Regions from separate parts of the Homo sapiens genome. Here regions 2, 3 and 4 are each linked to region 1. A link is a contact called in ENCODE Hi-C or POLR2A ChIA-PET data. All regions are on one chromosome and are shown on one strand. Each heading gives the region's core, a stretch centred on a gene start or an enhancer-like site at or near the end of the contact. The rest is flanking DNA. Distances are from core to core; before and after follow the strand shown. Region 1 overlaps RPTOR (regulatory associated protein of MTOR complex 1). Region 2 overlaps RPTOR (regulatory associated protein of MTOR complex 1). Region 3 overlaps RPTOR (regulatory associated protein of MTOR complex 1). Region 4 overlaps RPTOR (regulatory associated protein of MTOR complex 1).

Region 1 (3,218 bases), core at 316-2,815:
TTCCTCCAGGACAGTTCTGAGAGTGTTGCAGGCATTTCGGTTTGTTGGATCTAAACTTGACCTGCTATTCATTGCTATAGGATGGGAGGATGGCAGCGATATCACTTGTACTCACAGACCCAGCCTAGTACGACGCCAGTGTCTTTGTTAGAAACTCTACAGATGTCTATGTCCAGCCTGCCCCAGCGGCACAGGGCTACCCCTGGTGGGATTTTGTCAAAGGGGAAGACCCACCAAGTAGAGCCCCTGAGCCCCTCCTCTTCCCAGGTGGCCGTCTCTCCTTGATCCACACCAGCGGCAGTTTGTGCAGCTTCACCAGAGCTTCTAGCGGGACCATGCCGCCACGAGGGCCACTGGGAGCAGAGTCCCTCCCATGCTCAGGGCTCTCCAGGGTCTGAAGTCTGCACTTGTATGAGAAGGAGCTCCAATACCAATAAAAGTCTACGTGGAAAATGCAGAATCTGATTGCAGTAGCATTTCTTAGGCCTTATTAGCATATAAATTTACCAGGTGTCATTTTAGGACAAGAGCCCGTCACTGAGAAGGAAATGAAATTTGGAGCTGCATTTTCCTTCATTAAACCAAGGGCCCATTTTTGTTTTGTTTTGTTTTTTGTTTTGTTTTCTTTTCTTCGGTTATTCATTCTTTTATTATCTTCTGCTGTCACATCCTCCAAAACTCCTGTGCATATATTTTCTTGCACCTTGAGATTTGGCATTTCAGGAAAAATGCCTAGCACAATAGGCTGTAGTTTAGAGACTTGCTTTGTCATTTTATATGTCCAGCAGAAATTGTCGTAACTCCCCCGGATGATCAGATGCTCCCGTGCCTCTCCTGTCTCTCAGACCACACAGCTATTATCCCTGGCATTCTAGTTGTGAGACAAAACCTTAACACAATGTGGTGACATTTAATTTAGTGTTTCTCATTTCAAAGCCCTTAAAAATATTAATTAATTCCCATGAAGCCCCAGGAGGCGTATTATTAATATCTGTGGCGCCTTTCATGCTAGTCCATTAATGTGCCTTCTCTACGCAATAGGTAAGAAAATGAAGCTAAATCCGTTTTTCGCAGCCCCATGGGATAAGACCTTCACAGAGCCAGGGTCAGAAATGATGAATCCTTAATTTTATTGGTGTCCCTGAATAATCTACCCCGTGGCCTTCTGTGTGGCGTGGAAGAACAGCACTCCTGTTCAGGAGCAATCTCAGGAGACAGCGAATGATTTTCCTGTGGAGCTGTGACTTCAGCAATCCTAGTTCGATAGCTGTGTTGAGGAGAGTAGAATTGAGAAAAACTGCCGCAGCAGTAATGTAATAAGTGAGATGGAGCAGGAGGCACTTGACAATTTCACTAGAAAATCTCCCAGCGATCTGTGGGCCCTGCAGTGAACCCAGCCCCTGCAGATCGATGGGCCCGTGCTCCAGGGAGACAGATGTGGAGATCAGCACCGTGGCTTGTTCTTATTTTGGGGTGCCTTATCTTTCCGTGCCTTTGTTCTTCACCACTATGCATGGGGGATTTCTGTAGCCTTAGCAACCAGAAAGCAGGGTGGATCTGTGGAATTAGACTCCGAAATCTCGAGTTTAGTTGACAGCGCTTTTTCCTTCCTTCTGATTGCCTCGCCGTCTGGCAAGCTCTGCATGTGTTCTTTTCTCACCTGTATCTGCAGCCCATGACTCCGGAAGTCTTTCTGACTCTGAAAAACATATCCTGTGTTCACTAAGGGGAAGTGGTTTTAATGTGCATGAAAAGAGGCTGGCAGGCGCTCACCCCACCTGGACCCTAGACCCTGGAGAAGGGGTGGGAAGTTAGCTTCAGTGGACGTTCCTGATAAACGTGAGCTCAGGTGGCTCACTTCCCCTGGCCTGACTGCAGACTTGAGCCAGGAACACCCATTCCGCCTTGTGTGTGAGACCCAGGAGGATCAAGGAGATATCCTTTAGCATCCATTAAAAAAAAAGTTTTTTTTGAGTCCTACCTCTCCATTTTTGCTCTTCCCTACTTGAGCTGTCTTAAAGCATCCCTGGAGGTAGGAAAATGCATAGACCCTCCTTCCCAGGGCCCCAGTACTGCCGGAGGAGCCTCGGTGATGGCTGCACCTCTGCCCTGGGGCCTGGAGCTGGGCTAACGCTTTCTTGGAAAACCTCTAATTGTTTCTACCAAGTTAGCCAGGACACTTTTTAAAAAGCACTTTCATTAAAAATGCATAGGTATTTGTTTTAATTTACATAACGGCCCAGACCAAAATGGGATGTGGCCTGCTGCTTAGACTGGCCATTATCACGCCTCTGATTCAGAGAAAAACCTAAATTTCATGTTTATGCAGGTCTTATAGCTGATGCGTTTGGTTTGAAGGAGCAGGTGAACTAGGTCCTCTCCAGGACTTGGTGCTTTTTTGTTGGGTGTGGAGAGACATGGGCGAGATGGGGCTGTTGCTGCTGCGCTGATTTGAAGCCATCTCTCCAGACTGAACCCGTCCTACGTGTCCGCCATTCTTTCTACCTATCCACCTGAAGACGGAATGTCTAGCTACCTCTACTTCAGACTTATTTTCTAATTTAGAATGTACTTACTTGAGTGGATGTGGTTTTGGAGGGCCTGTAGCCAAGGTCGTGACAGCTGAATAAAATGTTTCCTTCTTTGCCCCCAGAACTGCGCTTTCATTTATCAGCTGCCCTTGGTGTGTTGTATGGGATCAGCCAACATTCAGGTATTTAGAACATTAAGACTCAGTGGCCTGGTTCTGTCTCACCAAGAACACAAATAAACAGTTGATGAATCCATCACATCAGTGATGAATCCAGAATGTGTCCATCATTTTCGTAAGTCTTAGTATGCAGAGAATCTCAGATAGCAAAGCAGAAAGGATGATGTCACAGACGCCTTGGGTACCCAGCACCTGGATGCAGCTGTTTGTACACACATACTTTCTGATATTATGTTGACAGTGACTTACACCACTTCAACCTCAGGCAGGATTCTATCAGTTTCTTTACTACAAATTGATTTGTTTCTTTAATAATTATTGTAATTACTGTCAGTAAAAATCTGAGTATGACTCAGCAATTAGTTGCTGGTAACTGAGTGTGTTGTAATGCTGGGGAAAGGATATAAAACTTGTATTTTGAACAGAAAGGCACACATGTGGGTGAGCAGTGTTTACCACCACAGAATTTACCGTCTACACAGAATTGAGATAGCTGCACATGAATGTA
Region 2 (3,218 bases), core at 488-2,987, 210 kb after region 1:
CGAGTATGCATGCCAGGAACTCCAGGTGTGCCCGGGTCCACACCACAGTTTAGAAAGTAACAAAACGAGCTTCAGCAAATATCTTAAATCTGGAGATGTACACAGTACACCCCAAACTGTGTCTGTGCAGCTCCCACGTGGGCAGAGGGTGCTGGATTTACTGATGCCTGTCAAGGCAATTAGGGGAGGACTGACATTATCTTTCAGGATCCTCTGGTGTCTGGGTGAGCTACAGTGCTGGCCCTTCTTCCATTTTTTTTTTCTTTCTTTACTTAATTATTTATAAGAGATGGGGTCTCCCTGTGTTGCCCAGGCTGGTCTTGAACTCCTGGGCTCAAGGGATCCTCCTGCCTCAGCCTCCCAAAGTGCTGGGATTACAAGCGTGAGCCACTGCACCTGTTTTTTGTTTTTGTAAGACAGTCTCACTCTGTCCAGACTAGAATGCAGTGACCTGATCACGGCTCACTGTAGCCTCCAACTCCTGGGCTCAAGCAATCCTCCCACCTCAGCCTTGGAAGTAGCTGGGACTACAGGTGCACACCACCACACCCGGCTAATTTTTAAATTTTTTGTAGAGACAGAGTCTCAGTGTGTCGCCCAAGCTGGTCTCTAACTCCTCAGTTCAAGTGATCCTCCTGCCTTGGCCTCCTGAAGTGCTGGGATTACAGGCATGAGCCACCACACCCAGACTTTTCTTCCCTTTCTGATAGCAGTAATTTTTGACTCATTCAAAACCCTTCTAGTTAATGGTTTCTTATTCATGGCCATTCTAGCTCAAGGGAACTTTTCAAAGAATCAGTTTTTGGTTTCATTGGTTTTTCTCTGTTGTTTGTCCATTTTCCATTTGATTGATTGAGCTTTCATCAATAAAGCTTGCTTTCTTCTGCTTACTTTGAGTTTAATTTGCTCTTCTCATCCTAGTTTCTTAAGGTAGAAGCAGAGGTCATTGATTTTAGTCCTTTCTCTTTGGGGACTGTAAACTCTTCTCAGTCCCTTTTGTGAGCTCTGGGCATTTGGCCTACCGCCTTCCCGCTGTTTTTTCTCTGCCTCATGGGTTGTCACTCTACCCTTGAGCAGATGAATACTTAGTCAAAGACCCCAGGGGCCTCTCCTGCAGACCTTGGAAGCTTTCCCCTCTCCAGTGCTCTGTCCTGCAAATTGTCACCACCTCAGCCTCCCTGGAGCCCCAGTCTCTGTCTCCTGTTCCCTGAAAGTGCTGGGCTCCCCGTCTCTGCACTGTGGCCTGGGACTGCCTGAAACTACCTGCAAGCCGGACACAGGGCAGCTGTTTATTTCCGTTCTCTCAGGGATCACAAGCCCGTGACACCCAGCACCCAGTGTCCAAAAACAATTGTTTACGGTATTTGTCCTGGTTTTCTAGTTGCTTATGGAAGTTGGATGATTTATGTGGAATTAGAAGTCACTCATTATAGCACTTAAAAATTTTTTGGTAACTTTTTGATAAAACTTCAAAAGCTTACAGAAATGTTGCAGGAAGAATGCAGGGAAAGGCCACACTCTTGCAGCCTCTGTGGTGTTCTACGTCTTCATCTGACCTCGTCACGGCTATGGCGTTGCCTCGGGTATCACTCAGTGCCAGGGTCTGCAGGGTCGAGGAGCCACGGCTTCCCATCCTAGTCCATCGCTTTTTCCAAATGAGCTATCGAGTCTCCCCCTCTCATTTGCTGTGGCCTTCTGGGTCCTGGCCGGCCATCGAGCCAGGGTTCCTGCAGCTCCTCAGCTCCTTTTGCTGATATTATACTTCTGTGGCTTTCGGTTCCTTCAACTAAGTTATTTTCTGTTGGTCTAGTTATATCTTAGATGGAAATCACCTTACCGTCTGCAGTTGGTTCTTCTTCAGTTCTTTTTTTTTTTTTTTCTCTTGCTCTGTTGCCAGGCTGGAGTGCAGTGGCACAATCTCAGCTCACTGCAGCCTCCGCCTCCCAGGTTCAAGCAGTTCTGCTGCCTCAGCCTCCCAAGTAGCTGGGACTACAGGCGTGAGCCACCACACCCGGCTAATTTTTGTATTTTTAGGAGAGACGAGGGGTTTCACCGTGTTGGCCAGGATGGTCTCGGTCTCTTGACCTCGTGATCCGCCTGCCTCGGCCTCCCAAAGTGCTGGGATTACAGGCGTGAGCCACTGCGCCTGGCCTGTTCTTTATGGTATCACCGGTATAGTCACAAGTAGCCTATTGGCCAACTTGGAAAGGTCCAGATTGTTTAATTCTGCACCGGCCTCCCCTCCTGCAGCGGACTCTGCCACTTCCTTCGTCACCGCATCCCTGCAGCGGATTCTGCCACCTCCTTCGTCACCGTGTGGTGTGGCCAGCTGCACGGGCACCTGGAGACGTTCATCCCCAGGCAGCAGGCCATCTCCTCAGGTTTCTTTTATGTGCTACTGGCCTGTTGAAAATAGCCAGTCAATTAAGTTAATGTTTTCATTATGCGGTAAGAAAACTAAGAAATAATATAATTATTTGCTTTTAAACTAGGAATAAGATAAATACAAAAATAAACCTCAGGCTGGGTGTGGTGGCTCACACCTGTAATCCCAGCACTTTGGGAGGCCAAGGCGAGAGACGATCACTTGAGCCCAGGTGTTTTGAGACCAGCCTGGGAAACATAGTGAAACCCCGTCTCTACAAAATAGTAGCAAGTTAGCCGGGCACGGTGGCAAGCACTTGTGGTCGCAGCTACCCAGGAGGATGAGGCTGGAAGATCCCTTGAGCCCAGGAGCTCAAGGCTGCAGTGAGCTATGATTGTGCCACTGCACTTCATCCTGGGCGGCAGAGTGAGACCGTGTCTTTTAAAATAATGTTTAAAAATATATGTTTGTTACACATTATGGTCTGAGACCAAGAAGGGGAGGCAGTAAAGCAGACAGGAAGGAAATAAGGAAGAAAAGAAAGTCATAAGACTGCACAAACACCCCTGAGGAAACCACCCACGGAGGCCCCAGACCAGAGCAACCGGTCCCGAGGCCTCTCAGATGAGCTGACGCTCTGGAGGATTGGGACTGAAACCGTCACATCTGCCTGCTACGGATTAGGGAAAATCAGTTCTTACCACTTACCACTGCCCTTTTAGACTCTAAATAGCCTCTACCACTTTTAGTTTAAGATTTCAAGGTTGGGTTTTAAATAGCCGTTTTCACTAAAATAGTTGTAAAAGCTTTTTACGAACATTAATAAATGGTTTAAGTTTTTAGAATTGATGGC
Region 3 (3,218 bases), core at 451-2,950, 170 kb after region 1:
TGTGCCACGCAGGGTGTGTGTGTCGCCTGCCGGGTCTTCCCACCGAGCCCGTGCCGCCCAGGATGTGTGTGTCACCTGCTGGGTCTTCACACCGAGCCCGTGCCACGCAGGGTGTGTGTGTCACCTGCCAGGTCTTCCACCGAGCCCGTGCCGCCCAGGATGTGTGTGTCACCTGCTGGGTCTTCACACCGAGCCCATGCCACGCAGGGTGTGTGTGTCACCTGCCAGGTCTTCCACCGAGCCCGTGCCGCCCAGGATGTGTGTGTCACCTGCTGGGTCTTCACACCGAGCCCGTGCCACGCAGGGTGTGTGTGTCACCTGCCGGGTCTTCCACCGAGCCCGTGCTGCCCAGGATGTGTGTGTCACCTGCCGGGTCTTCCACCGAGCCCGTGCCACGCAGGGTGTGTGTGTCGCCTGCCGTGTCTTCCCACCGAACCCGTGCCACGCAGGGTGTGTGTGTCGCCTGCCGGGTCTTCCACCGAGCCCGTGCCACGCAGGGTGTGTGTGTCGCCTGCCGGGTCTTCACACCGAGCCCGTGCCACGCAGGGTGTGTGTGTCGCCTGCCGGGTCTTCCACCGAGCCCGTGCCACGCAGGGTGTGTGTGTCGCCTGCCGTGTCTTCCCACCGAGCCCGTGCCACGCAGGGTGTGTGTGTCGCCTGCCGTGTCTTCCCACCGAGCCCGTGCCACGCAGGGTGTGTGTGTCGCCTGCCGTGTCTTCCCACCGAGCCCGTGCCACGCAGGGTGTGTGTGTCGCCTGCCGTGTCTTCCCACCGAGCCTGTGCCACGCAGGGTGTGTGTGTCGCCTGCCGGGTCTTCCACCAAGCCCCTCCGCCCAGGATGTGTGTGTCGCCTGCTGGGTCTTCACACCGAGCCCGTGCCACGCAGGGTGTGTGTGTCGCCTGCCGGGTCTTCCACCAAGCCCCTCCACCCAGGATGTGTGTGTCGCCTGCCGGGTCTTCCACCGAGCCCGTGCCACGCAGGGTGTGTGTGTCGCCTGCCGGGTCTTCCACCGAGCCCGTGCCACACAGGGTGTGTGTGTCGCCTGCCGGGTCTTCCACCGAGCCCGTGCCACACAGGGTGTGTGTGTCGCCTGCTGGGTTTTCCACCGAGCCTGTGCCATGCAGGGTGTGTGTGTCGCCTGCCGGGTCTTCCCACCGAGCCCGTGCCACTCAGGGTGTGTGTGTCGCCTGCCGGGTCTTCCACCGAGCCCGTGCCATGCAGGGTGTGTGTGTCGCCTGCTGGGTCTTCCCACCGAGCCCGTGCCGCCCAGGATGTGTGTGTGTCGCCTGCTGGGTCTTCCCACTGAGCCCGTGCCACGCAGGGAGTGTGTGTTGCCTGCTGGCTGCCGTTCTGCGCGTGTGTGGTTTCAAGTCTTGTTTCCTCTTCTGTTTAACGAGGCCCTTGGTCTAAGTGTGCTTGTAATTTGGGCGAGTGAGCAGCAGCCGAGAGAGTCCACCCCAGTCCCCCTAGCCAGCGAAGTGGGAGCTCCCAGGTTCCTGCCTGCGGGGAGGGTGGGGGCGGTTTGAGTTAGTGAAAATGTGTGTATTAAACAGATATGTAAATGACCCCTGCCGAGCGCTGAAAATGAAGGTATGAAAAGGCATCATCATCCGTGGTTCCCACCTGGCATAATGACCGTATCAGAACAGACATCTGGTAGTATACACCACATAGTTGCCAGACTCCGATACCAAGGGCACATCTAAGTTCTCCCACCCTGATTTGCATGCCTCAAATTCAGAATTAGTGAGATTTGAGTCAGTGATGCTTCATTACACTCTCGTGAGACATGTTTGAGGAGCTTCACCGTGAATGTGTGGGCTTCGATTTGACTTGTGGAACCTGTGGTTAAAACAAAGGAAGGTGCCTTCATTCTCAGAACCCAGTGCTTTTTCTGTTGCCCTGGCCCTCTGGGCTGAGTCTTTACGTGGACGGCGGTCGATGCATCTCAGTTTATTTGTCAAAACCTTCAGCTAAAGCCAGTTGTTGCTTGAAAACTGCCTGCTTAATTGGCCTCCTCAGCTCGGGGGAGCAGCTTGCAATCTGAGGCCGGCGCCTGGCTCCCTGACCACCCGCTCCCCATCGTGCTCAGCTCTCATTCCAGCAGCCCAGCCCATAACCCGCCTCATCAGTGTATTGATGTGAGGCAGAAACACCTCATTGTAAGAGCACCCCTGAGAAATGGCGGGGTTAGGGGCTTCTGGGCTGCATAACCAGCAGATTCCCTCTGCAAAACTGCTCCTGCCTCAGTGGGAAAGGGCCAGCTGTGCAGGGCTGCACTGGAGAGCCGTTCTCTTCTTGATCCTCAGGCATCCAGTTCTTAAAATTCCGGCCCTCTGTCCTTGCATGGCCTTCGTCCTCTGGAAAGGAGCATGCTGGGAGCTGGCAGAACGCACGCCTCACTCTGTCGATGCAGTGTCTGTCACTGCTCAGTTTCTAGGTATTGATCCTAGAAACCCATGCTCTGTGGGTCCCTCTCCAAGAAACACAGCATCCATGATTTGTACATCGCACTGCAGTTTCAGACTGCTTTCACATGCGTGGTTTCATCTCTGACTCCACGACCTGAGCACAGATTTTTTTTTTTTGAGACGTAGTCTTGCTCTGTCGCCCAGGCTGGAATGCAGTGGTGCGATCTCAGCTCACTACAGCCTCCGCCTCCCAGGTTCCAGCGATTCTCCTGCCTCAGCCTCCCGAGTAGCTGGGACTACAGGCACGCACCACCACACCCTGCTAATTTTTGTATTTTTTAGTAGAGACAGGATTTCACCATATTGGCCAGGCTGGTCTCGAACTCCTGACCTTGTGACCCGCCTGTCTCAGCCTCCCAAAGTGCTGGGATTATAGGCATGAGCCACCACGCCCAGCTGAGCACAGATTTTTAAAACTTTACCTGGGTCCCTGACTAGTAAGAGGGAGAACCTGGACTTGAAACTTAGTTTTGTTTCAAATCTTGCCCCTTTTCCTCGGGTTTTGGGCAAATACTTCCCGAAGTATTATCGTTACCCCTGAATATCCAAGGCAGGATCATTTTATTCCCTTCCAGAGCCAGCACTTGCAGAAGTGTCCCCAAGTTAGGCAGCCTGGTGTGGCTTCCGGTAACACTGCCAGCCTCAGAGCCGGCCTGTTTCCTCCAGGACGCCCACAGGACCCTCGGAAGCCCCTTCCTCTAGGGGCCCGTCCCTCCTCCTTCCCCAGGCCCCGTCCCCCGCCTTGC
Region 4 (3,218 bases), core at 338-2,837, 150 kb after region 1:
GTCAGTACATACCTACTGATATGAACAATGTTCACAGTGCATTGTTTAGTTTAAAAAGGAGCTGAGAAATAGAATCACATATTATCTAGTTCAAGATCAGTAAGAGAAGTGTGGACATAAAGAACAATGTCTGAGTTCATATACCTAAATGTCACCAGTGGGTTAGCTTTTTAAATGCAATTAAAGCATGTTTGTTCTAGTATTTTCTACATTGAGCATCTTTTATCTGTGTAATAAAGGCATAAAGCGTGTTTTCTTCACCTGTCTAAAAGCATGAACTTGTAAGGAAAGGAGCACCAGCTCTAGGTAACTGAAGCAGCAGACAGATCTGAACTGTGGTCAGACCGCTCCAAAGCTGGCAGCTCATGCAGCAGCGTTTCGGGGTTGCACACCAGTATGGTTTGCAGTGATACCATTTTCTTCTTGTTCTTCCAGGTGCTGTTAAGCCAAGTGCACCGGCTGAGAGCATTGGACTTGCTTGGAAGATTTTTGGACCTGGGTCCCTGGGCAGTGAGCCTGGTGCGTGCCTTCCGCATTAACCTGGGGGCTGAGGGAGGTGGGACAGAGATTAGGCTCCGTGTTTCAGTCTGTGCACGTATTTCATGATCCAGAGCCACCCCCAGCCGTGAGACCCAGGGCGAGTGTGTCCACCGTGTTGGTGTCCTGTCACTCCTGAGGCCCTCAAGGAGCCCACTCTGTACCCGTGCAGCCTGCAGTGCTGCCTGGCGTTTGGGGGTCTGGGGTTGTCGCCCCTCTTTATGTCTGATGTTAGACATAGGAGTGAGTGTGTTGTCGGCCGGTCACCTTTTCCTGAGCCGCCCCCAGCGCTGCGGAGGAGCAGGGCGCCCCTGAGCCTGACGCAGCACCCACCTCGTGGTGCTGCTTCCCCCAGGAGGAGTCTGGATCCTCAGCACTGTCTGCTCACCATCATGGCAGGCACAATTCGGAAACGCTCTTCTGGTTCCTCATTCTATAGCAGAGTAGTAATGGCCACTAAAAACACCCTGGCAGAGGCAGGATCAAGAAGCGACGTGCGTTTAACAAATAACTCACAGGGAAAGTAAAAGGAGGCTGAGAGGGAACCACAGAGTCAAGGAAACTCGAGAGACCTATGGCCAGCTGCCATGTACAGTAAACCTTACTTGGTTCTGTTGAAGTTCCAAAAATGAATACTCATAAAACAATTAGAAATTTTACAGGTGCTGGATTTATGTTATTCAAGAATCATTGTTCGTTTTTCTTGGGTGTGGTAACTGGATCATGTTTTTATAAAAGAGACCTAATTTTTTAGAGATAGACACTGAATATTCACCAATGAAATCACATGACATATGAGCCTTAATTTACTGTGCTTGGGAGCGGTGCGGTGGGGCGGTGGGTGCGGAACCGCTGTCACTAGCTGGGTGGTGAGTACCTGGGTTTGGTGTATTTAAGTATTTTCATCAGATAATGTTGACAAAGAGTGGTAATTGATAGTCCAGCACTGAAGGACGAGAGAAAACATCCAAAACTTGGAAGAATCATTCAGCACTCACCACTGGGCCATTTTCACTCCAGGTGCCTGAGGCCACAAATAGCTTGTAACAGAGTCAGGGCCTGAGTCATCGGAGGAAGGCTGGCGTGACTCGGTCACTTGGTGTGTGCGTGGTGGTGTCGCTTAGTCATCCTGGAAAGGCCTGCGTGGTATTGCGTGCACTCTAAGAAGACAGGAAGCATGTATTCATAACAGTTTAGAAAGAGTTTCATTTTTAAGGTTAATTTTTTAAAACCAGTTTCTTCCCTTTAAAGAATTAAGCTTCTGCTCATTGGAAATTTGCCTAATACATGAATCGAGGCTGGATAAACGAGGTATTTTTACAGGTACAGATTTTGCCTCTCAGGTGAGGGCCCAGCCACCCGAACCAGAGAAACTGCTCATACCTTGTTAAATGTGGCCTTTCACAGGGAAGGGACCCAGGCCTAGGTCCCACCACCACCTCCTGTCTTGGTTACAGGGGACCTCACTTATTGGAAGGTGATACCTTTAGGATATCTTTGAAATTCCAGCAGCTTTGAGATAAGGACACAGCAGAAACCCCTGGCTGTGGAGTGCAGCAGTACTTTGCCAGGCATCCTCCACACTGCAGTGCCCTCCACGCCCTCCCTCCCCTGCCTCTGAGGGCAGAGAGTCCCCTGAGAATGACATGGCCAGAACTGGGCGCCAGTGAGCCCCTGGGCAACCCCCGCTCCTCCCTGCCTTTCCCAGGGCAGGCATCTTTCTCCCAAGGTGTATCTGAAGTGCAAACATGAGTGTTGAGCAAGCTGGCCGTGCCGTCACGGAGAGGTGGCCGTGGTGTCACGGAGAGGTGGCCATGCCGTCACGGAGAGGTGGCCGTGCCGTCACAGGTGGCCGTGGCTCGTACGTGAGCAACACAGTGAAGGTGCCTGATGCTCTGCTGCCAAGAGCAGACGAGGCCACTGAGGGCAGGCAAGGGCCCCAGGCGCAAGCAGCCTGCGCCTCCACAAGGAAAAGCTGCCACCCGATTCATTCCAGTCTCTTGACACCAGTCAAGGCTGGCAGTATGTGGCAGCTTCTAGGAATAAATCAGAGATGAATAAATCTGGAGGAAGCCCCTCTTTACTTTAAGTGAGGCCCATTCATTCCTGTTGCGTTTCCCATATGTGCTGAAGATAGCACCGCAGCTGGTCCCGCGTGGCACCCCTGCTGCTGCCCGTTCCCTTGCTGCGGCACAGGTGCGCTGACGCCCTCCCTCGCCCCCAGGCCTTGTCTGTCGGCATCTTCCCCTACGTGCTGAAGCTGCTCCAGAGCTCGGCCCGAGAGCTGCGGCCACTTCTCGTTTTCATCTGGGCCAAGATCCTCGCAGTGGACAGCGTGAGTATCCCCGCCCTCCTCCCCAGAGTGATGTGAACCTGCCGGCCCTTCTGGGGATGCCGAGCCCTGCGTTTCCAGCCTGCCCTTTCTCCAGCCTCGCTCCCTCTCCAGGCACCGCCGTTCCCTTCCTCTCTTCTGGGGTAAAGTGGGACGCGCCCGCCTCGGCAGCCACCTCTGGGTCGTGGGGGCTGTCACCTACCTGTCCTGTCCCTGGCCTTCCCCTGGTACCCTGCGCTCAGTCCCCCCACACCGTCCTGTCCCTGGCCTTCCCCTGGTGCCCTGCACTCAGTCCCCCTGCCTGTGTCTGACCCCCGTAAGGCTGTCCCCGTGCTCCTGACCCTGACTG

What was found. Hi-C counts contacts between places; a loop is a spot of excess contacts on that map. ChIA-PET counts read pairs that join two places held with the same protein, here RNA polymerase II (POLR2A). Pooled maps may share reads with other maps.
Region 2: a map of transverse colon shows a loop between it and region 1 (5-fold over the local background). The contact joins two enhancer-like sites. A Hi-C loop is called at or near these places in 1 of 168 maps with a recorded cell type or tissue (transverse colon) and 1 of 50 pooled maps. POLR2A ChIA-PET finds 5 or more read pairs at or near these places in 1 of 52 experiments (activated naive CD4-positive, alpha-beta T cell).
Region 3: a pooled map shows a loop between it and region 1 (2.3-fold over the local background). The contact joins two enhancer-like sites. A Hi-C loop is called at or near these places in 1 of 50 pooled maps. POLR2A ChIA-PET finds 5 or more read pairs at or near these places in 2 of 52 experiments (activated CD4-positive, alpha-beta memory T cell and activated T-cell).
Region 4: a loop to region 1 is called in a pooled map, with 2.1 times the contacts of the local background. The contact joins two enhancer-like sites. A Hi-C loop is called at or near these places in 1 of 50 pooled maps. POLR2A ChIA-PET finds 5 or more read pairs at or near these places in 3 of 52 experiments (activated CD4-positive, alpha-beta memory T cell, activated CD8-positive, alpha-beta T cell and activated T-cell).

Annotation. Positions count from the first base shown.
Region 1 is chr17:80,701,631-80,704,848 of GRCh38, forward strand. The region is part of intron 3 of RPTOR (regulatory associated protein of MTOR complex 1); the gene reads left to right. Among named protein-coding and RNA genes, the nearest start is that of RPTOR, 160 kb to the left of the region's middle. Within about 2 kb of position 1,566, at least 5 of the 41 ENCODE cell types and tissues checked have a DNase peak (open chromatin) inside an H3K27ac peak, as active enhancers do.
Region 2 is chr17:80,908,979-80,912,196 of GRCh38, forward strand. The region is part of intron 21 of RPTOR (regulatory associated protein of MTOR complex 1); the gene reads left to right. Among named protein-coding and RNA genes, the nearest start is that of CHMP6, 81 kb to the right of the region's middle. RefSeq lists enhancers at 1,414-1,643, 1,764-1,953, 2,722-2,771. Within about 2 kb of position 1,738, at least 2 of the 41 ENCODE cell types and tissues checked have a DNase peak (open chromatin) inside an H3K27ac peak, as active enhancers do.
Region 3 is chr17:80,875,776-80,878,993 of GRCh38, forward strand. The region is part of intron 13 of RPTOR (regulatory associated protein of MTOR complex 1); the gene reads left to right. Among named protein-coding and RNA genes, the nearest start is that of CHMP6, 110 kb to the right of the region's middle. RefSeq lists enhancers at 1,550-1,599, 2,817-3,218. Within about 2 kb of position 1,701, at least 4 of the 41 ENCODE cell types and tissues checked have a DNase peak (open chromatin) inside an H3K27ac peak, as active enhancers do.
Region 4 is chr17:80,855,029-80,858,246 of GRCh38, forward strand. RPTOR (regulatory associated protein of MTOR complex 1) reads left to right here. Exons shown (of 34, transcript NM_020761.3): 12 at 436-519; 13 at 2,762-2,872. Among named protein-coding and RNA genes, the nearest start is that of CHMP6, 140 kb to the right of the region's middle. RefSeq lists enhancers at 217-748, 749-1,279, 942-2,141, 1,461-1,755, 1,492-1,641 and 3 more. Within about 2 kb of position 1,588, at least 15 of the 41 ENCODE cell types and tissues checked have a DNase peak (open chromatin) inside an H3K27ac peak, as active enhancers do.